5 separate regions of the Mus musculus genome follow, and regions 1, 2, 3 and 5 are each linked to region 4. A link is a loop called in an ENCODE intact Hi-C map of the cell type or tissue named here. Cell type or tissue: heart. All regions are shown on one strand.

The links. A loop is a pair of places that touch in the nucleus more often than their neighbours do. Peaks named below come from ENCODE experiments on the same cell type or tissue, not always from the same donor. Only the 100,000 strongest peaks of a DNase experiment are listed, where the experiment ranks them.
Region 1: it touches region 4 in a loop (2.1-fold over the local background); 3 of 42 quality-filtered maps call a loop at or near these places.
Region 2: it touches region 4 in a loop (1.9-fold over the local background); 2 of 42 quality-filtered maps call a loop at or near these places.
Region 3: a loop joins it to region 4, with 1.9 times the contacts of the local background. A loop is called at or near these places in 2 of 42 quality-filtered maps.
Region 5: it touches region 4 in a loop (1.9-fold over the local background); 3 of 42 quality-filtered maps call a loop at or near these places.

The regions. Positions count from the first base shown.
Region 1 is chr13:113,427,497-113,432,496 of GRCm38, forward strand. No RefSeq gene overlaps it. Among named protein-coding and RNA genes, the nearest start is that of Gm41071, 6.0 kb to the left of the region's middle. In heart, a CTCF peak has its summit at 2,316; no DNase peak of the experiment used is centred here.
Region 2 is chr13:113,513,333-113,518,332 of GRCm38, forward strand. The region is part of intron 2 of Gm34471 (a long non-coding RNA gene); the gene reads right to left. Among named protein-coding and RNA genes, the nearest start is that of Gm34528, 11 kb to the right of the region's middle. In heart, a CTCF peak has its summit at 1,904; a DNase peak (open chromatin) is centred at 2,009; H3K27ac peaks cover 864 bases.
Region 3 is chr13:113,524,990-113,529,989 of GRCm38, forward strand. The region is part of intron 2 of Gm34471 (a long non-coding RNA gene); the gene reads right to left. Gm34528 (a long non-coding RNA gene) reads right to left here and starts at 2,248. Exons shown (of 3, transcript XR_382932.2): 1 at 1,736-2,248. In heart, no CTCF peak of the experiment used is centred here; a DNase peak (open chromatin) is centred at 2,232.
Region 4 is chr13:113,353,096-113,358,095 of GRCm38, forward strand. The region is part of intron 8 of Cspg4b (chondroitin sulfate proteoglycan 4B); the gene reads left to right. It overlaps Gm41070 (a long non-coding RNA gene), which reads right to left. Exons shown (of 3, transcript XR_001781058.2): 3 at 2,577-2,714. Among named protein-coding and RNA genes, the nearest start is that of Gm41070, 8.8 kb to the right of the region's middle. In heart, no CTCF peak of the experiment used is centred here; a DNase peak (open chromatin) is centred at 2,196.
Region 5 is chr13:113,436,824-113,441,823 of GRCm38, forward strand. No RefSeq gene overlaps it. Among named protein-coding and RNA genes, the nearest start is that of Gm41071, 15 kb to the left of the region's middle. In heart, no CTCF peak of the experiment used is centred here; a DNase peak (open chromatin) is centred at 2,268; H3K27ac peaks cover 1,640 bases.

The DNA of each region.
Region 1 (5,000 bases), 74 kb after region 4:
CTGTAAGTGGTGGGTCTGCTGTCACAACCTTCTCATGCCTGATAACAGGTGGATGCATTCTCTCCATCCAGCAAGTCCACCTCCAAGTCCCCAGTCCCAAAACAAGCTGACAACAGCCAGTTATGCAAGGAAATGTACCATCTGATTCCCAAAGCTTACAAAAATGTGTAAAACGATAGTATGTGCCACTTATCGAGACCATGATATGATATAATAAAGGGTCAAATGAACAGTCATGAAAAGAAGCTTGCTGGCTTTAGGGTAGTGGATGGCATCTGGGATTGGGATGTGGTGTCTAGACTAACAGTGCCTGACTGTGAAAAGAAAAACTAAAGCAAATGTTGCCATGTGAGGTAGGTTGTTTCATGAATCTCTGTTTTAGTGCTTGACCTTGTATTCTAAACACCATCATTGAACATTTCTTTTTTTTTTAATTCGATTTTTTTCTTTATTTACATTTCAAATGTTATCCCCTTTCCTAATTTCCCCTCCAAAAATCCCCTATCCCCTCCCCCTGCTCCCCAACCCACCCACTACCACTTCCTGGCCCTGGCATTCTCCTACACTGGGGCATAGAGCCTTCACAGAACCAAGGGCCTCTCTTCCCATTGATGTCTGACTAGGCCATCCTCTGCTACATATGCAGCTAGAGCCATGAGTCCCACAGTGTGTACTCTTTGGTTGGTGGTTTAGTACCTGGGAGCTCTGGGGGTACTGGTTAGTTCATACTGTTGTTCCTCTTATGGGGCTGCAGACCCCTTCAGATCCTTGGGTACTTTCTCTAGCTCCTTCACTGGGGACCCTGTGCTCAGTTCAATGGATGGCTGTAAGCATCCACTTCTATATTTGTCAGGCACTGGCAGAGCCTCTCAGGAGACAGCTATATCAGGCTCCTGTCAGCAAGCACTTGTTGGCATTCACAATAGTGTCTGGGTTTGGTGATTGTCTTAGTTAGGGTTTTACTGCTGTGAACAGACACCAATAACCAAGGCAAGTCTTATAAAGAACAACATTTAATTGGGGCTGGCTTACATGTTCAGAGGTTCAGTCCATTATCGTCAAGGTGGGAGAGTGGCAGTATCCAGGCAGGCAAGGCACAGTCAGAGCTGAGAGTTCTACATTTTCATCCAAAGGCTGCTAGTGGAAGACTGACTTCCAGGCAACTAGAGTGAAGATCTTATGCCCACACCCACAGTGACACGCCCATTCCAACCAGGTCACACTTATTCCAACAAGGCCATACCTCCAGATGGTGCCACTCCCTGGTCCAAGGATATACAAACCATCACAGTGATTGTATATGGGACAGATCTCCAGGTGGGGCAGTCTCTGGGTGGCCTTTTCTTCAGTCTCTGCTCAACACTTTGTCTCTGTATCTCATTCCTTGGGTGTTTTGGTCCCCCTTCTAAGAAGAATTGAAGTATCCACACTTTGGTCTTCCTTCTTCGTGAGTTTCATGTGTTTTGTGAATTGTATCTTGAGTACTCTGAGCGTCTGGGCTAATATCCACTTATCAATGAGTGCATATCATGTTGGGTTACCTCACTCAGGATGATATCCTCCAGATCCACCCATTTGCCTAAGAATTTCATGAATTCATTGTTTTTAATAGCTGAGTAGTACTCCATTGTGTAAATGTACCACATTTTCTGTATCCATTCCTCTGTTGAGGGGCATCTGGGTTCTTTCCAGCTTCTGGCTATTATAAATAAGGCTGCTATGAACATAGTGGAGCATGTGTCCTTATTACAAGTTGGAACATCTTCTAGGTATATGCCCAGGAGAGGTATTGCTGGATCTTCTGGTAGTACTATGCCCAATTTTCTGAGGAACCACCAAACTGACTTCCAGAGTGGTTGTACAAGCTTGCAATCCCACCAACAATGGAGGAGTGTTTCTCTTTCTCCACATCCTCGCCAGCATCTGGTGTCACCTGAATTTTTGATCTTAGCCATTCTGACTGGTGTGAGGTGGAATCTCAGAGTTGTTTTGATTTGCATTTCCTTGATGATTAAGGATGTTGAACATTTTTAGGTGTTCTCAGACATTCAGTATTCCTCGGTTGAGAATTTTTTGGTTAGCACTGTGTCCCATTTTTAAATAGGTCTATTTGGTTCTCTGGAGTCTAACTTCTTGAGTTCTTTGTATATATTGGATATTATCCCTCTACCAGATGTAGGATTGGTGAAGATCTTCTCTCAATCTGTTGGCTGCCTTTTTGTTTTATTGATCTAAGTTGTTTTCCACGTGCAGAGGCCTCATTTCAGTGGTCATTGTTTCTAAGTTGCAGCTGCAGTTACTTAAAATGCCACTGGGGGCAGTATAGGTAGGCGGCCTCCAGTATACTGGAGACCACAGACCATAGACTGCCAAGGAGGACCCCTCTTCTTCCCAGTTCTTAACAAGAGAGAAAGGTTGGAACAGGACCAACTACGCTTTCAGCATTCCCAAATTTGTCTCAGGCTTTGAAAGGAGTTTTCTACAAGATTTGACTTCAGAGCAGGTTAAAAGGTGATGAGTGATATAGGTCTAGCCAGTGTGTTATAGACGAGCAGACTCCATGCCCAAATTGGTGTGTTGAAATAATCTCTGTCATTTTATAATTATGTTCTACCCCGACATCAGAACTAACAGGGCGCCTACCAGCCAACCATATCATCCTAGCCACTTTGTTATGAGGGATAAAGTCCCCCAGTGGAAACAATCTTTGTTATCACAGGGATGAGACACAGGGCTTATTTACCCCAAGAAGCAGTTCATGGCTCTCACCCAGCCCACAGAGTTAGAGAAACAAGCTATGCTGCCCTAAAGTCTGATCTCCACAGCCCCTGCTTGTACACTTCATTTCTGGATACCACCCCACCCAGCCCCGAGTGTGGCAGCATCCTCCTCCAGACAGTTATCTGTCTCATCTGCCCAGGGTCAGGGAGGGGCCTTATATCTGGCCACCCACATAAATGTAGGTTGGAATCCTTCCCTCTCCAGCAGGGAGATGAGAACATGATTAGGGTATTCATTGCTTCACACATATTTTTTAAACTATTTATTTATTTATTTATTTATTGAGAGTTATGTATGCATGAGGACAAAGCAAGATACTGGGTATGGGGTGTCTTCCTCTCTCACTCTCCGTTGACTGCCTCTAGACAGTGTCTCTCACAGAGCTGGAAGCTTGCTGGTTTGAGTAGACTGGCTGGCCAGCAAACTCTCAGGATATACCGATTTCTGCCACCACACTTGCCTGCAGTGCCAGACAGATGAAGCCACACCCAGAGTTCCTCAGCTGATTGCTGAGGATTTGAACTCAGGTCATCACGCCTTCGGAGCTAACGCTCTGCTTCACAGCCAGCCTCCAGACCTTACGTCTCCTCCTTAGGGTAACTATTACAACTCCATGTGTGTTTCCATGTACCTCTATCTCCAGCCAGTTTACTCTGGTTAGAAGGTGTGAAGCGGAAAGATGAGCGAGCAACATGGGTCTCGTGATCTACTGCTACTTGAAAATGTCTGAGCTTTGAAATCTCTCCCCGTCATAAGTAGGAGTGATGGGAGCGTGACCCAGATAACTTGAGAAGTGAAAAGCATCCTGGAGACCATGCACTATGGCTGCCCAGACACTGCCTGTTCTGGTTGGGCTCTGCTGTTGTGATAAACACCGTGCAGAGGGAGCATCAAGAGGAAAGGGTTTATGTCATCTTACACTTGCGTGGCTCAGTCCATCGTTGAAGGACGTCAGTGCAGGAACCTGGCTATAGAACTGAAGCAGAGACCAGAGAGGGATGCTGCTTACCAGCTTGCTCTTTATAGCTTGCTTAGCTTGCTCTTTATACAACTCAGGACTGTCTGCGTAGGAATGGTGCTGCCCATAGTGGACTGCCTCGTACATGAATCATTAGTCTTCTGGAGGCAATTCCTAAATAGAGGTTCCTCTTACCAAGTGACTCTATTTTGAAATAGTAAGGAATTTTCTCATATTTCTCTGATGAGCTACATTCATAAGCTCTGTGTGCCTTTTTCATGCCTCTTCTTTATTCCAGGAAGCCTTCTCTTTGAATTATAATCAATTATATTTTCCGTCAAGTTGACAAAAACTAGCTAGCACAGCATGTGATGATGGTCAAAAATGCCTCGCCATATGATAGCTACTTGAACAGCCACACCTCAAGAGTTTAAAGCCAGCCCAACATACCGTGCAGTGAGTCTGCCGTGATACCCCCCCACCTTTGGTGGGTATTTGGATACAGTGACACCTCTAACCATCAGACCACAGGCTGAGCACTGTAGAAGATCATCTCTGATTTTTTTTTTTAAAAGATGGTTAAATAAAAAAAAAAACAATTGTTTACAGTGTTGATTCTTCTTTTGCTGTTTCTGATGTTTGGGATCCTATGTAAACTGCTGTCTATATTTTCATGCCAGATAGGGAGTTTCAGACTCACACACTTAACTCTGAGACATAATTACTAGAAATACCTGGGTAACTTCCCTAGTACCTTGGACATAACCTTATTATAACTCTTCTAATTTTTAAAAATAACTTAGCTAGCTTTTTTCACACACATTAGTGCTTTACTTGCATGTATGCTTGTGTGAAGGTGTCTGATCCCCTGAAACTGGAGTTATAGGCAGTTACGAGCTGCCGTGTGAATATTGGGATTTGAACCAGATCCTCTGTAAGGATGGCCAGTGCCTCTTGTCTGAATCTCTCCAACTCCAACCTCTTAATTTTTCATTGGAATGGGCACATGCCTCTGGGGAGGTCAGAGGACAACTAACGGAAGCAGTCCTCTCTCTACTATAAGGGCTCCAGAAATCAAACTCAAGCATGGCTTGGCTGCAAGCATTTTACCCCCTGACTCATCTCACTAGCCCTATTATAACTCATATATATATATAATAACTCTTATATAACTGATTTAGCTGTTTGTAGTTGCTTATATGTTTGTTCTATCCTTAGAGGCAGAGATTCATGTCTTTCCTGCTTAGTAATCTTTGAATGT
Region 2 (5,000 bases), 160 kb after region 4:
GGCAAGCTAGTAAAGAACATCCCTCCATGGCCTCTGCATCAGCTCCTGCTTCCTGACCTGCTTGAGTTCCAGGCCTGACTTCCTTTGGTGATGAACAGCAGTATAGAAGTGTAAGCTGAATAAACCCTTTCCTCCCCAACTTGCCTCTTGGTCATGATGGTTGTGCAGGAATAGAGACCTTGACTAAGACATTCACAACTGTGGTTTTGCTACTATGATGAATCAAGTAAATATATGATATACAGAATGGCTGATATGTAGGACCCCAAAGGGATCAAAACCCACAGACTGAGAACTGCTGCTCTCTGAGGAGGCTGGGGCTTGAAGGGTCTCCCTTCCAAACGACACAGCATTCACTCTCAGGTGTAGACGGTAAAGAGCTGAAGTGCTCACTACTCAGAGACTTGGGTGATAAAGCCTGTGAAAATGTCTTAAGTGATTGCCAAAGGAGTGTGTATTAAGTAAAAGTCTGGGAATATGCTAATGAGGCCAACTTTTCCAACATTTATAATTTTTTTCACTTTTAAGAAGACTTTGCTATGTATTTTCTGTTAATAGCACTAAATCTGCAACTTCTAAACAGAAATAAATAAAATATAGGAGGAAATGATTAATTTGAAAAGAGAGAGAGAATTGCTGAACACCTGCATATCTCTCCACACAAAGTCCAAGCATTGCTTAAACATAATCGCTCAGATCAGGAGGTTAATGCGGGGGTCTCTGACTCACTCTCCATTCACAGGGGTCAGCGTACTGAGAACAAATGCCCTCTCTCTGATTGATAGAAGGGCACTGAATGTGCTGGCTGCAACATTCCTCCACAGACAGGAGCTCACACGTCCTCCTCTGCACCCCTACTATATGTCATGTGCAAGGCAGCCATTGGTGGAACTACTGTTAGGAGAAAGAAGGGGAGGGTGAAACTTGGATCCCCAGGCCATTAAGAGCTGTCATATTTCTACTGCACTAGGGTTCCATATCACTACCCCCAATTACCCTCCAGTTTCAGATGTCTCTCTCCATACTCTCTTCCTCTATCCTTCCCCCTACCCATGCCCACCAGCCCCAAGTCTACCCAAGAATATGTCCTAGTTCCCCTTCCTAGAGAGATTCACGAGTCCCCCTTAGAACCTCCATTGTTACTTAGCCTTTCTGGTATCTTGGGAGGCTCAGAGAGACTGAAGCAGCCATCATGGAGCCTGAACGGGTCTGCCCCAGGTCCTCTGCATACATGTTAAGTTTGTTAGCTTGGGTTTTTGTGGGACTTCTAACAGAGGGAATGGGGGTGTCTCTGACTCTTCTGCCTGCTCTTGGCACCCTTTTCCTCCTACTTGGCTGCCTTGCCCAGCCTTGATGTGGGGGTTTGCTCCTAGGCTTATTGTATTTTGTTATGTCATGTTCAGCTGATATCCCTGGGAGGCCTGCTCTTTTCTGAAGAGGAACGGAGGAGCTGATCTGGGGGGAGAAGGGAGGAAGGGAGGACTGTGAGGATCGGAGGGAGGGAAAACTGAGGTTCACATGTGTTGAAAAAAATGAAAGAAAAGAAAGAAAAAAATAGCTACACTGTCTCGTTGCTGCCTCAAAACTGTTAGACCTAACACTGGGTATTTACAAGGTAACTACTTAATAAACAAAAGTGTAAATTCACAGTAGTTCCGAGAACTGTACTGTTAAATATAATGAGTGTATTCGTTGAAGGCATAGTTTATAAACAAGCTGTGTGTCGGAACGTTCACAGCAGATGAGGCAAGCTCTGGCTCAGTGAATCAAGTCAGCAACTCCAGCCGATTGATGGATCGATGAAGCACTGATCTTGAGACCCCCCCCCCCCCTTAAAGGCATCTGGGGCAGAGGCTCCTCAGCCTTTTACAATTCTTCCAACCACCAGTCCCTGCCTGCAGGAGGAAGTAGCAAGCACAGTGTGGAGGCCTCACAGCAGGAGGCTGACTGGAAACAAGATGTGGTCTTGTTCTGTGTTTAGATTTCTGCTCCTGCTCAGGAAGGGCACTTCCTCTCGCTTTGGTTAGAGCCAAGTATCACATTCTGGATGGTGAGAATTGTGATCATCTCGGCACAGGAAAATGTGAACTGAAGAGCTTTTGGGACACGCATCTTAGCTGCAGGCAGGGACTGGGGACTGTGTTTGCTACAACGTTTTCTGCTGCGAGACCCAGTGGGAGTTGGAAACCTTTTTTGATTTCTGTGCGGTATGTTGTATTTGGCAAGACCCTCCCGTTAGGGCTGTTTGGGTGTTGAATAACTTTTTATGGTCTTTAGAAGAGAGTAAAATACTTAAAAGCTTCAAGCCTCTCCTTCTCCCCCTCCCTCCTCCACCCCCACCCCCCACTGTGGTTATCTCAGGACAAGAAGCAGCAGTGGGCACTGGCTGAGAATTGACAGAGCACAGGTTTGAAGCAAACATAGCCTTCGTCTGTTTCACTTCTATAAGGGTATTCACCAGCAGACTGTCTTCATCTATTGTAAAGAAGGAAAAAGTTAGTTCCTAGAAGAATATTGTACATTTCAAAAGAGCATCCAGGATGGGGAATAGAGATGAAGATCAAAGATGGAAGAGGTCCATACTCACATCCTCACACTCCAACAAGGAGCCAAGAATTTGAGGTTACATAGTAAGTTTGAGGCCAACCTGCAGTACCTAAGACCCTGTCTTAAACAGCTATAAAAACAACAAAAGACTATTAAAGTCATATCTCTTATAGAGAGTATCAAAATTTTGGCTTCTGTTTAAAACAATTTTTCTGTGCCCAACACTAGCAGAAACTAACACACACACAAACAAAACAAACAAACAAACAAACAAAAAACCCCAACTCCCAGTGTTTCAACATGCGCAGTTTGTTTATTCTCTCCTACATCTTAATTTGGCATTTTTGTTCAAGTACCAAATCCAGTAAGTGTTATTTAAATAGAAAGAGAAAAAAAAACACTAATAACTGCCAGAAAACCATTTCCCAGCCAGCTAGCCAAACCACAAGCATCCAAAGATATGATTTCATTTTTAATCACATAATGAGCCAAAGAATATCAAGTAGAAACATAAAAGAGAGAAAAAATTCATTTATCCTAAACCTCTGTCAAAGATTTCCAATATTGGGTTATTTGATGATAGTTGCTGATCAAGGATGGCATCAGAGCCTGCATAAGGTGCTAGCATCAATGAATGCTAGAACTGAGCATGCGCAATGACCACTCGAACTGAGCATGCGTAATGAACACTTGCCCGGAGCATGTGCTCTTTTGCTTCCGTCATCTGCAAAATGGATCCCCTGAGCCGGCCAGTGGTGGCGCATGCCTTTAATCCCAGCACTCGGGAGGCAGAGGCAGGCAGATTTCTGAGTTCGAGGCCAGCCTGGTCTACAAAAGTAAGTTCCAGGACAGCCAGGGTTATACAGAGAAACCCTGTCTCAAAAAAAAAAAATAAATAAATAAAATAAATCCCCTGAACTCAGACTAAAGAGCATGACAGAAGGCAAAGACACTGTGTTATGGCCTGTGTTCTAAGAAGCATCGAGTCTTAAAATATGCACATCAATCGTTTCTCGGCCTTTTGGCTAAGACCATCTGTAGAATATACACATCAGCTGGGAAGGCCAGCAAACTGTCTATAACGTGTGTGGGATGGTCTCTGTATTCCTAAAGCTGGGAGGGAAAACAGGAGAATCTATGTCTTAAGTGACGTCTTTCCAGCTAAGTTTTCTATCCATGCCCCGATCTAGGAGGAAATGAATAGACTTCTTTCATATCCTACACTACAATGCTGTTGTTTCCAAAACTCCTGAACATATCCCTTTAAAATGTGAAATATAATACAATACACTTATGCTTCCATTCCTTCCTGAAACTGAATTTTAAAGCAAGATTCTCTTCTTTTCCCTGCACTGAGCATAAAGGCTAAAAGATGGTTTACCTCACATATGTGAGTACTTTAACCTCATTCTTTTTAATCTGAAGAACTCAACTCACCTTTGTCATTCTAATGGGTGATCTGGTCCGTGGTTTAGTTTTAACAGAGTATATTTCCCCCTAGAATATAGCAGTGAGCAATTTTTAGATTTTAAAACTTTTGTTATTCTTGGACAGGGGTAGTGGTGCGGCCATGTCGTGATACAAGTGTGGCATTGGAGGACAATTTTGCAACGTGAAGTCTCTCCTCCCACACGTGCATAGGTTCCAAGGATCCATTTGAGTGGTCAGGTTTTTATGTCAAGCACTTTTAGCTGCTGAGCCATCTTGCCCATCAGCAATTTTATAAACAAAAGCCTAATTACATCAATACCAGTTTTTTTTTTTTTAAAACATTAATGAGCATGCAGATCACAGGGAGAGCTTCTGAAAGAACGGTTTCTCGTTTAGCTGCTCTGTGGAGGGGCTCCAGTGGCTTCCCTTCTAAAACGTTCCCACCCCAGTGCTCTTCGGTCTACAAACAGTGGCTTGGACGAGACAGGATGTAGCTGTGTCTCCAGAAACTTAAGTCAACTGATGGGCCCCGGAAGCTTTCCCAATTTATAAGCCGGACATAATCCAGGGATGATAAATTGCAAGCCTTGATTATTGACTGTTGGGAAGGCTCTTCCACGTCACCATGGGCTCAGGTTCCTCTGTTTTTCTGCTTTGCTATCCTGGATATGGTTTAACATCCCTAGACATCCTCCTGTCCCAGATGGTGGCTGTTATCATTTCCATATTGTAGTCAGCAACAGAGGAAGCACTTAGTTAAACAGGTATCTAGCTAAATCAATCCCTCCTAAAGGAACAGTCATGGGCTACCACCTAATAACCTCCAGTTACATCGCATTGTTTGACATTTAGTCATCTACCTAGAGGAAGAATGGGAAACCTGGCTTTTCCAGTTGGCAACGAGGGACTGAGGCTCACTTGGTAAACAATAAGGGCAGAAAAGAAACCAGGTAGACGTTTTAATGCTCTGTACTGTGACTCATGAGATAATCGTAGGTTCCCTACTAGTCAGACTTTGCCCT
Region 3 (5,000 bases), 170 kb after region 4:
TGTGTGTGTGTGATATGAATGTCCCACTTAGAACTGAGTACTCCCCAGTCTTTTATTCTCTGCACACTATGGGGTAATCTTTGGGTCAACTCTCATTTTACTGCTAGGAAAGAGATGTTCTGAAATTGGTACATTTCAAAGAGTCCTGTATCAGTCCCCCTAGCAGGCCCCTCTGATGTAGAGTCCATAGTTCCTTATATGTGTGGCTCGACTCACTTCTTGAGAGTTCAGCTAGGTTTCTAGAAACTCTATACAGAAGGGGACCTCCCCAGCTCCCTGTTCCTTTACTCACATTGCCTGGTGTGGTTTGTCCTTGTCAAACCTGCCAGGATGCACAGTCAAGTGGAGACTCAGGTCTGATTTCCATCCCCTGCTGGTGCCAACAATTCACTGTGGTCCATAAAAACTCCCCAGTTCCTTCGGAGGAAGCCAGTTATCTGCTAGACTTCCTCTGTTTTCCATGTTGGCATCTCTGCCAAGGACATTATTTTGTCTGGATCCACTGGCTGGACCTCTTTACATCTCAGGGAAGCCACACTAAGCATACCATGGCCCAAGTGCTGGAGGGGGAGCCAGAGTTTGAGCACAGGACCCCCACAAGAAAAAGGGGATCCAGGGATTGGGAACACATTAGATCAGTGGCCAGTATCTTTCTAAGACCAATAGCAATCTCTCAATCACTCTAGAAATCAGTCTTTTAGCAGGGGCAAGGACATGCCAGCCTCCTTAGAATCCCTATTTAATTCATTTCTATGCAGCAGAAAGATGGAAGGAAGGGGGCAAGAAGGATCTCTTTGTCAATGAGGTTCAATGTACAGTAGAATCTGTTCTGGGCCTATTCAGGCCATATAGTAGAGCTGAAATGTCCAGACAATAGCACTCGTAGACAATGAATGCCTCTTGGTCCATGTTCTGTTTTTACAGCTCAATGCCACAGACTAGGTGATTTATAAAGGATAAAGGCTTATTCAGCTCATGGTTCTAGAGACAGGGAATCTAGGGTCTAGGAGCTTTATCAGTGATGGTTTCCTTTGTACTGGGGACTGTGTAGAGTACTGATGGTGTGGGGCACTGCTTAAGAAGGACACACACAAGAAATAGAAAAAAAACCTCAATTATAACATTCATTCTCAAGCAAAGTCATTTGTTTTATATATATCTATATCTATTAACAAATTAATCCATTTGTGAGACCAAAACCCTCATAATCTAATTCTTGTCTTAAAATCCCCACTGGGTTGTTAGTACTGTAAGTCTCTCAGCACTCATATCGGGATAAAATTTCATCATGAGTTTTGGATACAACAAGTTTAAGCACAATGGCAATGGTTAATGTGGTTACTGTTCCAATTGCATGTGTAAATTAGTCATGCTTATTCTCTGGATCTCACATCTAGCTAGGGAATTCTTGCCAATAATTTTGTTTACAACTCAAATTCCTCTCATCTAAGATTCTATCTACCTCCTGACTTCCTTACAAAGACTGTCTTTAAGTTTGATCTTTAAGTTTGATTTTACAGATATCTTGTTACTGTTTTTTGTTTGTTTGTTTGTTTGTTTGTTTGTTTGTTTTGTTCTGTTTGTTTGTTTTTTTTGAGACAGGGTCTCATATAGCCCAGGCTATCCTAGAACTAGCCATTTAGTTGAAGAAGACTTTGAATTTCTGATCCTCCAGTGTCCACCTCCCAAATGTTGAGATTACAGGCAGCACCATCCGTCGCGTGCATCACCGTACCTGGTTTATGCAGTGGTGAGGATCAATACATGGCCTTGGGTATGCCAGAAAAACACTCCACTGAGCTACACGGCTACCCCAGCTCTTCTAGCGGATCCTTCAGCTGATGGTGATTGATTCTTAGATGTTTGCATGCGCTGACATCTCCCTAAACTCACCTGGACAAGCAGAAGGTCATTTCAATCTTGTGACATGTACCGTGTCAACCAGAATAGAGGCTTACCGATCAGAGGTACTCAGAAGAAGTCACTCCCTTTGTGAGAAGGAGCACAAGCTTGGTGGTGTGGGCTCCACCGCCTAGTATTTATTTATTGGCAGAAAGAAAGGTGAAAAGCAATTAACAGGTTATTGATTGTGGAGACTGGCTAAGGGAGTTCTAAGTGAAACAGCCACTGGAACAATATCCCGTCTCAGTGGTGTGAACTTTGACCGTTTCATAACAGATTATCCAGAAAGTCATCCTGGATTTGTTTTCCTATGCTAGGGCCGGATGCCCAACAAAGTCCCCATGAAACCCCCTTTACAGGAGATTTCTCAAGACTAAATAAAAGCGTGGCTTTTTAAATTCTCAAAAGAGGTCCAGCTGTTAGCTTTGGCTAGGGATAAACCCGGAGCTATCTCCAAAAGAGATAGCAAGAAGAGACAAACAATGATGTCATTTGAAATAGCCTTATTTTCATCAAAAGCTAAGTTCAGCTTTCCTTGGGGTGGGGACGTTTTGTTTTGCCTTAGATTTCTCAAAATAATTTTTGCCTTTGTAGGTGATAGAGTTCTTTGTCCATGATCACTGAATGTCTTAGAATCCAGACAATCAACATTGACTGCCCAGCAGCAAAAATGTAGTCTGAGCCCTGCTTCCTGTACTAAATGTGGCTGAGATGGTCTTCTCAGAGTCTATAAGGTCCTAAATTCAAGGATAAGTTAAAGGCTGAACTTTGCTTTCAGGAGAGTTGATAGATCCGTTGCAGAAATCGTCGGATTCTTTTTCCTGACAAGTGAGATACAGGCCATTTCTCAAAATGAGGCGCTCCAGAAAGACCCCCTTGAAGGTCATCTAAGACCTCGCCCTCTCTGCTCCCCTCTTCCCAAGGTACAGCAACAAACAGCTGATCCTCTTGCTAAGATGCAAAGCTGTCACATACAGGTTGTGCAAATTTGCCTTTGGAGGGAAAGGCAACCCAGCCTCTCCACCAATCTTCCCACATGGAGGAGGCTTTTGGGGACGTGGACCCCAGCCAAGTTGGGGCACATCTGTCAAGCCATCCACTTGCAGAGGCGATTCCTCATATGGATATCCCATGCTGCCTAGTGTCCTATGGATAAAAGATGAAGCAAATAGAACTTGAAGCCATTCTCTGCACTTCACTCTGGACTCTACTTCCCTGGGCTTCAGTGTTCTCTTTGTGTTATAATGTGAATATATACCTCAACGTCAGGCATTTCCTTAAGGATTAAGTAGAATAATACTTGTAAAATATTTAATACGATAAGAGTTTAATAATGTCAGCTCACTTGGTTTTGAAAGGCAGACTAATTTTCCATAACATGAGGGTCGCTCTCAGCTGGTAGTAATCTTGGGGCTATTCTGTCCTAGATCTCACTTTCATCAATTATCTCATTTGTACTAACGTTTTAGCTCTACTTTATGAGGGGAATGAAGTATTTAAAAACTCTTCAGAGAGGGCCAAATCTTCTGTAACTCAAATAACAAAGCAATATGTTCTTTACTGTGGAAAATATGTAATAAATCCTTAATCCATGATTTAAATGAATTATTCCCTGGCTTCCACAGGAAAGAGGTTCCTTAGTGGCAAAAGTAGCAGCCCACCAAATGACTCACAATCATGTCATGACTGATTGGAACATGAGTAGAGTCCAATTGCCCCTTGGTTTGTTAAATTACTCTAAATTATCCTGGTTGATTCTTTTGTCAGCTTGACACAAGCTAGTCATTTGGGAAGAAGGAACCTCAATTGAGAAAGACTCTCCCATCAGACTGACCTATTGGGAACCCAGTGGGGTATTTTCTTAATTAATAATAGATGCGGTGGTGCTGCCCCTAGGCAGATGGTCCTTGAATGTATAAGAAAACATGCCACGAGGAGCAAGTCAGTAGGTAGCACTCCTCCACAGCCTCTGTAATCAGGTCCCACATCGAGGTTTCTGCCTTGATTTCCTATCCTTGAATCACAGATTACAAGATGCAAGATGATGAAATAAGCCCTTTCCTCCCGTGGTTGCTTTTGGTCATGGTGCTCTATCACCATAGCAATAGATACCCAAACTAAGACATAAATGTAATCTGTCTCAACTATCTTTACATTCTTTTTTATTCTCTACACAAACAGCATCAAAATCCAAGAAAATGGAAATATGGAAGCTGGAATTTTAATTTGACTTTTAAATACACATCTAAAGAACCTCTTGCTCACCACCTTGTAAAGTCTGTTGCAGGATAGGAAGGTAGGAATTTATAGCCACAAATACATATGATGGCTTCCTGAGAGACAAGGGCCTCAAGGTACTAACTGAACAAACTTTTCCAAGAGCCAATATGCAAGTCTGGGTTTGGGGTGGCAAAAAAAAAAAAAACCAAAACTTTTAAGTGAGTTTTTGAGAGTAGTAGAATATGAAAATGTGCTCAAGCAAACCACCACCATTGAAGAAGCAATGGCTAAGCCCCAGGAGCTATGTTGGACACTATAGACTGAATGCTCCTCCAAGCTCAGAAAGTCTTCAGCGTAGGCAGATGTTCCCAGATGTGCTGAGGAAATCAACTCAGGGTACAGCAGCAAGTGACCAACTCAGGAGCAGACATAAACCCCATCTACTCATCCACCTAAGTAGATAGATAGCCATCAGAGCAAAGAGAAAACAGGGCGAGGCAAAGGGGCAAAGGACTATCGTGGAAGAGAGAGAATGAGGGTGGGAGGGTTGTGAACACGTTCTTTGCAACCTCCTCTGAGCTAGCTCTCTCTTTGTAACACCCTCTGAGCTAGCTCTGTCTGGTCAACACCACTTATCTCTTGTCTCCCCACAGAACTATTAGCTGTTAAATGCTTAGCTTAGGCTGCAATTTGTGAGGTATCTTGCTGTCACTCTGAAGGAGTGTGTGGCTCCCTGAGCAAGAAGACTGGACAGAGCCCAGCATGGGCACCTGCAGGAAAAGAACATGTTCAGACATATGCTTTCATTTTCCCAGAAGCAACTGATTGGAGGAGGGATTAGAGACCCAGGTACAGCCACTGTTATAGGCCAGGCTACA
Region 4 (5,000 bases):
TTTGCTGCAATAACAAGAAACCCTCAAGTCCCAGTGTCTTATGATAACCAGCCTGCCCTTCTCACTTGCACTATCTGACAACCGTGGGTTGGCTGTGGTCTGTTGTTCATACCTTCGTTCTTTCAGAATCTAGCTACTGGAACAGCCTCGCTCTAGTCATGCGTGGAAGGCAGTAAAGGGCAGTGTGATGGTGGACCATGGGAAACTGTGCAGCTTGTATTCTAGAACGTCCTTTGTATTCACATACCACAGGAGGTAGCTTGTGACCAGTGTGGTGGATAAACTGAATATTTGGAACTGTGTTCTAACTGCTATGGTGCACTGACATGCAAACGGAAAACTGTGTATAATACTGGAAGCCAGGTATGTTTTCCTAAGAAAACAAACCACCTTTAGCCTAGAACACATTTATGAATAGGAAATTAACACACCAAGCCAACTAGAAGGTCCCAGGCAAGCAAGGTCTTGATTAAATAAAATCCAGTTGCTTCCAGATTTGAATTGTTTGCTGCCCCTTCTGATTTCTTCTGCCTTTGTGAACACATAGGAGGTACCTGACAAACTTGTCAGCGATGGCAGATATGGGCCAGAGCAGGAGAGGTGTTCTATGGGAGCTCAGTGCTGCACAAGGAAACGGAGGCAGGCTCTAGTCGGGAAACAACCAGTCCCAGGCCACAGATCAGGGGACACAGTGTCTGGTTTGTCCCCTCCCATGGCCCTTTCTTCTGCAGAACATGTGCCTGCCATTCCAGAGGTGTGGTTGAAAACTTAGAATCAAAGGACAAAGAAGAAATTATTTTATCATTTGAAAGGTTGTATACAAAGACTGTGTATCTGGCTTTGTACACAAGGCACGCCCCTGATATAATAATTTCTTTCTCCCTGAAACCTTGTCTCAGATATAGTTGTAGTTCGTAGAATTTCCACACGACAGCCATCTGGTGGCTTTGTTGTTTGGTATGTGGAGAGATTTTATAGTTTAGGTATCTGAGACCTACTGGTAACTTCTGGGACTGTACAGAAGTTTTTTGGCACAACACCAGGAGATCTAGGCTCCCTCTGTGACTCAGCAAATCACATAGGTGTTAAACCTGTTTTGTTGTCTTGAAAACGGGAGGAGTCATAGCAGTGATTGTTGAAACCATGTTCATGTATGCAGACTCAGACCTAAAGCATGCATGTTCGCATGGTTACACAGCCTATTGATAGCAGAGCCAAGACTGGAGCCCAGGGCTCTGGATTCTAGGTCATGCTCCTGTCAAATTAACCAGGGCTTTCCCCTAACCGGTTAAATGTGGCTAAGACAGTAATAGATGTAAAGAGTATAGCATGTTTCCCACACTTAATTGAGGGTTGTGGAGATGGAAAGTATTCTTCTAATGATCAGGAGAGACACAAGCTAGAAACACTATATTATTTGTACATCATATGGGCACCTGGTACACCCAAAGGCCATGTGCATACAAAGTCAGGAAGCACACACAGAGAGAGAGACACTCAAAGACCAAGCTTCTGTTGGATCCAGAGTGTTGTCCAAGCAGCTTTTCCAAGGGGGCATTTGAGTGGGTAAGATGAAATCAGACAGGTACTTGTTCCAGGAGGCCACATGGTAACTTAGAGGTAGTCATGTGACCTACCCTCAGGTGGGTCTGAGCTTCAAGGGGTCAGTCATAGAGGCTACATTAGCTGTCCCCTAGGGGGGTGGACATCACAGAGCAGTTGCTTAAGGTGACCTGTGTGGGCCATGCTAAAGACTTTCACTGAGGAGAGCTGGCATCACGATGACTGAGAAAGTCCAGCTGGTATTCAAGATGGGTGGTGAGGTGACCGGACATCCTAAGGATTATAAACACTAATTAGATGGGGTTTGAGGCTGATGCTTAGCTTTTTGTTCTTGGAAATGTGAAAAGTCCCTTTCTATTTCTCATATTTAAAAGGAGTTTCCCAGGGGAAGGCAATTTTCTGCTACACTGGAACTGGCTGGTGTTTGCCCTGATGTGCAACAGTCATTTAATGAATGGAAATGAGGTCATCAGAGGAGAATGACATTTGCTCCACCTATGACCCACTTATTGTTTCCTTTAGAGAGTTCCTAGTGTTCTCAAATACATTTCCCTAGGGGATGATGAGAGAAGAGAGCTAAGGAAATAGAAGAGGTCTCATGCAGGGACCAAGTGTTCCATCCCTGGCCAGAGCCCAGGCTGCCAGGCTGGGGGAACAAAGGGGCCTGAGGACGGACGTCTCCAAGGACTTGTTCTGACAGGGCAAGAGGGATGTGCGGGGAGGAGGGGAGCCGCTGGGAGCTGCTGCTGACAAGCTCAGGGTTTTCCAACATCTATGTTTGTCACTTTTGAATACCTTGTCTCTCTTTACGCCTCAACCGTCATAAAGAAAGTCAATGATGTGAGGAAGACTACAGAGAAATCCAGGGAAAACTCTGGTCCTTTCGGGCTCATAGATAGCTTTGGTGTGATAGTGCCTATTACACACACACACACACACACACACACACACACACACACACACACACGGCATTCAAGGGCTTTCTGATGCTGTAACAGAGTATCTGAGAGGAATCGTGTGGAGGGGAACAGGTTTATTTTGGCTCGGCTGCTGAAGCTTCAGTCCTTTGTCAGCTGTCACTTGCTTTAAGGCTTGAGAGGCAGAGCATCCTGGTGAGGCACACAGGTAGAGAAATGCTTACTTCCTGAAGGCTGGGAAGCACAAAGAGAGAAGACAGGACATGGAGGCGAAGGTTGCAATGTCCCCTCAGGGGCTCATTCCCACTCACCTAACTCACCCTCAATGGTTTCTCCACCTCTTCAAGGTCCCACCCCCACCCCAATAACTCCAAAGCCAGGGAACCCCAGTAATTCAAAAGCCAGAGAACAAACCTTAACACATGGGGTTCTGGGGGACATTTCAGATCCAAACTACAGTGCATACTTTATAAAAGCAAGGCCAGAAAACAACAAAATGTTAAATTTATATCAAGACAGAGAGGAATACCACCAACTAATATAGTAAACATGCATTGATCTGAATGTATTCCAGGGATAAGGACATGGCTCTAGGGCTAAGAGCATCTGCTGTGCAAGCAGAAGGCCTGAGTTCACATTCCCAGCAGACACATAAAAGGACTGTTCTGACCTCTGCATGTGTAAGCATGGGTTAAAGCATATACACACTTATGTGTGCACACACACACACACACACACACATTACACCACGTATACACATTAAACAACACTGAAAACATTCCAATCCTGGTTAGCATATATGTTTAGAAATGGGCATTTTCTGTATGGTTTGAGAACAGAAAGAAATTAGCCTTTCTTCTTGCCCCTCCCACACACTGCCTCCTTTTCCACATGCAGATGGCGAGGGGGCTTTGGCACCGCCTGAAGTTTATAACTTCTATCAAGTGGTACCCAGGTCAGTTCCCAGTCATCGTATGACAGCTCAGATTGACCATCAGTCAGCTTTAGAACATTTGGGAAGTCAAAGAACGGTGGAGAGGACAGGGGGCCTTTCTCTTGGACTGGGGTTTGCTCAGTCGTGCAGCAGTCCTGCCTGAGGCTGTATGCTCAACAGAGTGCGGGAAGCTTGCCTCTGAAATCCTCCATGAAGTTCCTGATTAGCACATATGTGCTTTTATCTGGCCTCTTCAATGTGATGGGGAGAAAAAAGAGAGAGAGAGAGATAACACTCAGGAAGTAATTTCAACTATGTAAAGAGTTCAGAGCTATTTAGCCCTGTGTAGCTTAATAATGGCTAATTACCAGTAGACTTTCTAGACCAGCTTTTCTTCTCAAGAGTCAGTTCTAGCCAAGTGACCTGCTAAGCATTCAATAGGGACATTGTAGGCAGTTGATGGCTGAGTGCTCTTTCACCCTTTAACGGAAGGAATTAATTTGTCCTTGGCTCTCTACCTGCACGGACTGGATGGAGGTTGAAAGTACTGCACCATTTGCATATAAAACATACACTTTTCTTGCTTGTGAAGAAATGACCATTTAAAATTAGTACTTACGAAGAAAACAGCTCATGAGAAACCGCGACTGCATTGTGCTTCATATACGTCAGCAAAAGAACTCTAAGAAAGTATTTGTGATGTCCTTGCCCAACGCTAGTCTCTTAGCCCAGACTAAGTTCACTATGTTTTCTGTGTCATATCAGCCTACCAAGACAAGCAAGTGGCCGCTTTGTTTTTCAGTGTCAAATCCTAAGGGGTTAAGCGAACCCACAGGAAGCAAGCATAGGATGTATCCACAGAGAAGACAACCACCAGGCTCCCATGGCGCGAAAGTGCTCTGACACTGGAGAAGGTTCTGTTCGCTTCCAAGAACCCGTGAACAAAGCAAGCTGCAGAGTCCAGGGAACACACTGATGGCTTCCAGGTGAAGCCAATTGAGTGATTTTCATTCCGGTGCTTGGAGAGATAATTTAGAGTCATTAAAACAGCGAAGTGTTCTAGCTTTGAGGTTTATGACAGCCGGCCTCTTTTCTTTTCGACAAAGCCAGTAATTGCATCTCGGCTATTGTACTTTTGTGGGCCCGATGCCATCCGTCTTGGTCTCCGTTGCTTCTGCAGCACAGATAATGGTTTCCCGGGAACACATTTAGAAAAATCACAAAGCCATGCTGGGCTATTAATTTTTGTCCAATTACTCCTCCCCAAATCTGGACTTACTGCTTTCATAATATATACATGTTTTAGAGAATTATAGACACATTTCTCAAAGGCTGGAAATTAACTTGTTATAATTTAATAGGGAGTAAAATCAGCTTAATGTCTCATTAGGCTTTTGTCTTTGAATCTGCAGAGTTGGGAGGGGCCAGCCTTCCTGTCATTCATGGTCCTACCCACCCATCATGTGCCTCTTTGGGCTCACTGGTTCAGTCGCAATCAGGCCTACTTGTCTTTGTGGACATTCTCCACTGATATTTTTCTTACAGCAGTTTTGTTTTGCATCACACTTCTCTGAGTTATGTGGAGA
Region 5 (5,000 bases), 84 kb after region 4:
TTAGTAGGTCTCAGATATGGGTTTCATATCATGGAGCGGGTGCTTAAGTCCAATTAAAAAGTAGTTGGTTACACTCACAACATAGCAACTGATTAGTTGAGTGTTCATTCTGAACGTAATTTCTTATTCAAAAGGGGAACTGTAAAGTGGGCCGTAAACATGATTTTTTTAGGCGGTCTTTGATTTAGTGAGCTCCCAGATGATTTGGGAGACTGCTGATACCAAGTCTGGTCTGTTGTGTTCTGCATTCATTTTAGAGCATCCTGTATCATCCTTGGGAAGAGGAGAGAGCCAGTTGGTTTCCCTTTTAAAGAAAATTGTATCCCCAGTAGTACCAGACAACAGAGCCTTCAGTCAAGACTGCAACTGGCAAGTACCTTATGGTAGAGGACTCTCTACTTGTCTACTTTTATAAGCCAGTGGTCCAGGACAGTTAGTTCTTAAAGCAGTTGGAATGAGGTATAATTCAGGTAGAAGTTTTCTTTGTATATGCTAGTCTCTAACTGTTGAATAAGCTGATGAAGTTGTTTGATGGGAAGGAACAACCCATTTGGGAAACATGTATGTAACTTTTAAGAAACCGATCTCTTTACATTTCAACATCTCAGGTTTGTTGGCATCTGACTTTTAAGGATAAGAGTTATTGAAAAACATTTGAAATTCATTTATGTGAAAGAAAAAAAATTGTCAAATCAGACCAAGAACCCTATTTGGAGCTACTGCTCTATGCCCAGGGATCCAGCTTAGTGCAAAGACAAACTCCTGCCATGAGGGAGGCATGTTCCCTGGACAGAAAGAGGCTCTGGTGAGGTGGGAGGAAAAATAAAACCCTTTTAATTGATTGACAGACAAGGGGAGACAGGGCTAAGCCAGGGAAGCTGTCATATGTGTGTGCCCTTAATTCCTTACGTGGGCTTTAATTTCACTTCCTGCTAGAAGTCCTGTGGGCCTCTATACAATGGGCCCTGGGGTTAACAAAAGGACAGGTCATCTTAGTTCAGAAGGTGGTGGAACCCAATAGAGGATGTGGGAGGCAGTGCTGGGTCTCCTGATTCCTGGTTGATGGGAATCCTAAGGAGGACCAGCTGTCTAGGTGTCCCGAGACTTAGAGTAAGATAGCTACATGGGTCAATGATAGAGGGGAACACACTGGGTGGACATGGCAGGCCCTGCAAAGCCAACAGACAAAACCATAGGGTCCTTATTGAACCGAGAACGAGTTTATCAGCAGGCAGCCCAGGACCCATGCTCTAAGGTCAAGGCCACATGGGATCTTGAGGGTACCAGGTGCAGTTGAGACCCTATTACTCTAGACTCCATCTTGAAGAACAGAAAATGAGCATTAAGAACAATAATCCACCCCAGAGATCACCCACAGATTCCAGCAGTAACAACAGTTTAGGGGTGTGGTACTCTTGGGGACTCTTCTTCCATGCATCCCAGCTGCTGGGTGAGGGAAGTGTCATGCAAAGAGCCAGGTCCAAGAGACTTTCATCTCTGCACATCTGGATTATTCTATGAGCCAATGAAGGTCCATCATACAGTCTTTCCAAGGAACACCATCCACTCAACATGGGTTTGAGATAGTTCCCTGTGTCTGAGCACATACCGGAGAGTGTAGACTGAATGAAGAATGCAGTGTGGTGCAGTCATTGCCTTTAAGGCCATCAGAGTTTAGTGGGGAAGCCATCTCAGGTGAATTTTTTCCAGGCTCCTTCTCCACCACTTGCATTGACAATGTTAGTACCTATTCATTGTCCAGGTCTCAGTTACACCAGTGGAATGCCCATCCCCAACTGTTCGATGTAATGGGCCTTTGAGTCCACAATAATTTTATATCTTGTCAAATAAGTATTTGACAAATTCTGTTCTAGACTCTAAGATATTAGGCTAAGCATGGTATGACTCTCCTCACACCTGCCTTCCTTCCTCTCTTCTCTTCCCCTCTTTCATCTCCTCTTTTCCTCTCTCTTTCTTCTCTCTTCTTTCTCCCATCTCTCTCTCCCTCTCTTCCCACCTCTCCCTTCCCCTCTCCCCTTTTCTCCTTCTCTCCCTCTCTCCTTCTCTTCCTCTCTCCTTGCATCCTGAGCCCCACTATCTTGCTCACATTTTTATCTGCTGTACCTGTTTAGTAAATGCCTGTGCACACATCTCTCACGGTGTCAAGGGCTGCCCTCATGGCACATGCTTCCAGCTCTGAAAGCCTGGCCATGTACATTATCTCACTGACAAGCAAGCAGAAGGGGCCAAGAGATTCTGTCCTCAGGATGCAGCCCCAGCTGCTTTAAATAGAATCTGCTGTCAGAGGACAATTGATGAACCACCTTTGGGGGCCAAGTTTTAGTGCAGGATGTGAGCAATGGGACCTTGAGTGATGTTTCCTGTGAAGCAGACCCATGTAGATTTTATACATCTAACACGCATGTAGTGAATGTTAACACATAATGCATATATAACACTTATGCGTTAAGGAGGAAACTGAAAAAGTACCAGTGAGGTCATACATTAGAAATCTGTCAGAGATGGTCAGGAAATAATAAGCAGCTCAAGTAAGCTAATGGGGAGGGGTAATAGCACTAAAAATGATAAAAATAAGGGCTAGGAAGAGAACAGGAAGGAATTTTTAAAAGAAAAATTGCCAAGAAAAAGTGCAAACTCCAGGATAGCAGTCATTTGGGAGGTTAAGAGAAGGAGGGATGGGCAATGCCTTCCACACGTCCCTTGCTCTGAGCTGTTTGATTTGTGGGCGTATGTAGGTTCCTGGTGAAAACACAAAACGCATTCAGAGTATTCTCCAGCCTTATTTCATCTTGACACTTGTCATTATCATTAAGGAGGCAGGGACGTGGAAAGCCACTTAGGGAGGTAAAGACAGAGATTTTAAAGTGGAAAAGAATTAGGTCAGGCGCCCTGCCCCCTCGCCTGCCTTTTTAGGTCTCTGGAAACTGGTCTTCCACAATATTAACTCTTTCTTTACTCTTTGGTAGGGACTCTACCACTGCTTGGGAGAAAGAGAGAGGGAGATGGGGGAGGAGGGAATTTGGGGTAGCTACAGGTCTCCTGGCCACAGCCATTCATATTCTCACGAGGCTCCTCCTACATTTCCACTCTTCCAAGTCTCACCTGACTCTCCTTCCACCACAATGGCTCTCTCATGACAAGGTGACATACTTTGAAGTCCCTTGTTGTATCAGTATTTTCTGCGTACAGTATAACTTGTGTGTGGACTGGGGCTACTATGTGTATAATAGGTTCTAAGTATTCAAAGGCATGAACTCTCCCCTATGCTATCATGTTCATTTCTGACTCTCCAAGATGCTGTTTAGCGCTTTGTATAATATACAGCAGACTGTCGATACTTTTTATCCAAACTGTTAAGACCACATTATCTTAAACTACTTAGTGGCATATGTCTCCTGTCTTTCCCTCCCTTTCAAACATGTCATAGGGATTAAAAATACTGCATAGTTCCATCCAGTATAAACTTCCAAGGATTTTATAGAACTTCAAAATATGTGCTGTATCCAATTTATGAGCTCACCAACTTAGCATGCGTGGGGGAGATAAGGGAAAGGAAACTCGCTGAAATAGAATGAAGCTTCCCCTGTCTGATTTTCATAAGAACTTTTCAAAATTCAAAATACATATAATATATGAAAATATATAAGCATATCAAAATGCGTTCACACAGTGTGTCTGTGTCTTAAATTATTTATGGTAGAGCACAGTGGAGGTCAGATGACAACTTGTAGCAGTTGGTTCTTTCACTGTACTATGTGGGTCCCAGGAATGGAGCTCAGGTTAGCAGTATTAGCAGCAAGCCCCCTTATCCACCAATCCATCTTGCTAATGGGCATTTTATGTTTGCTTGTTTGCGTGTTTGCTTGCTTGCTTGCTTGCTTTCTTGAAGTATATTTGATTGGAAAAAATCTAAGCCCAGGGGTTGGAAAGATGGCTCAGTGGTTGAGAGCACTGGCTGCTCTTCCAGAGTTCCTGAGTTCATTCCCCAGCAACCATCTGGTGGCTCACAACCATCTGTAATGAGATCTGGTGTCCTCTTTTGGTGCTCGCAAAAGACAGAGAGTTCACATACATAAAATAAATAAGAAGAAAGGAAAGAAAGAAAAATCATAGCCAATGGCACCCTTTAAAAACTGCTACATATCTGTGGAAGACTGATTCTTAGCAGTATTGTTGACAATGGAGTTTGGAAAGGTATATTCCTCCAGCTTTGGGATCTTGAAGCCATACCTGTCAAGCTGACTGTCTGTTCTCTATGTATGTCCACCAGATACCTACTTCTTGTGATCCGAATAAGGCACACGTGTATAATGCAGCGTCTACCTAGCCTTCTTGAATCCCTTTATCCGGGTTCAGAAAAGCATCTTAGGCATTAGACTGTCATGGATCAGTTGGGATCTCAACTCTCAGTGAGAAGACAGAGCTGACTATAGTCTCTACCAAGGGTCACTTTGAAGGGCGCTTTCGCTCCTCTGTCATTTAGCAAGTAAATGACCATTTACTTAGTGTACTATGCAGATAGTAGTACTGTAGCCCATGAACATACAGAGGGAAGGCACATACCCTGGGTCTCCTTGGGTGCCTAAAAGCTCAGCTCTAGCACCAGCAAGGGCTCCCTCCTTCCAGCCTCCAAAGTCATCCTGATAACAAATCCACTTTCCACTTTTCAACCTTCCCCATTACTCCAGGATAGATGAAGTCATAATGGGAGGCAGGGCGTAGAGAATCATATGAAAGCTTTATTAGGACCTAGGGATTTAACTCCTTGATAAAGTGCTTGTCTAGTAAGAAGAAACCTGGATTCACTCCCCTGGACTGAAGCAAGCAAGCAAGCAAAAAACAGCAACAAAACCAAGGGAGCTAATAGCTCTAGAATTATCAAAGTCAAAACAAAAGTCTCTGCTTTGACCTAGGAGCTTGCCATGATACAATTCATTTTTAACTCTTGGAGTGAAGAAAAGAAAACCAAGGAGGCAAGA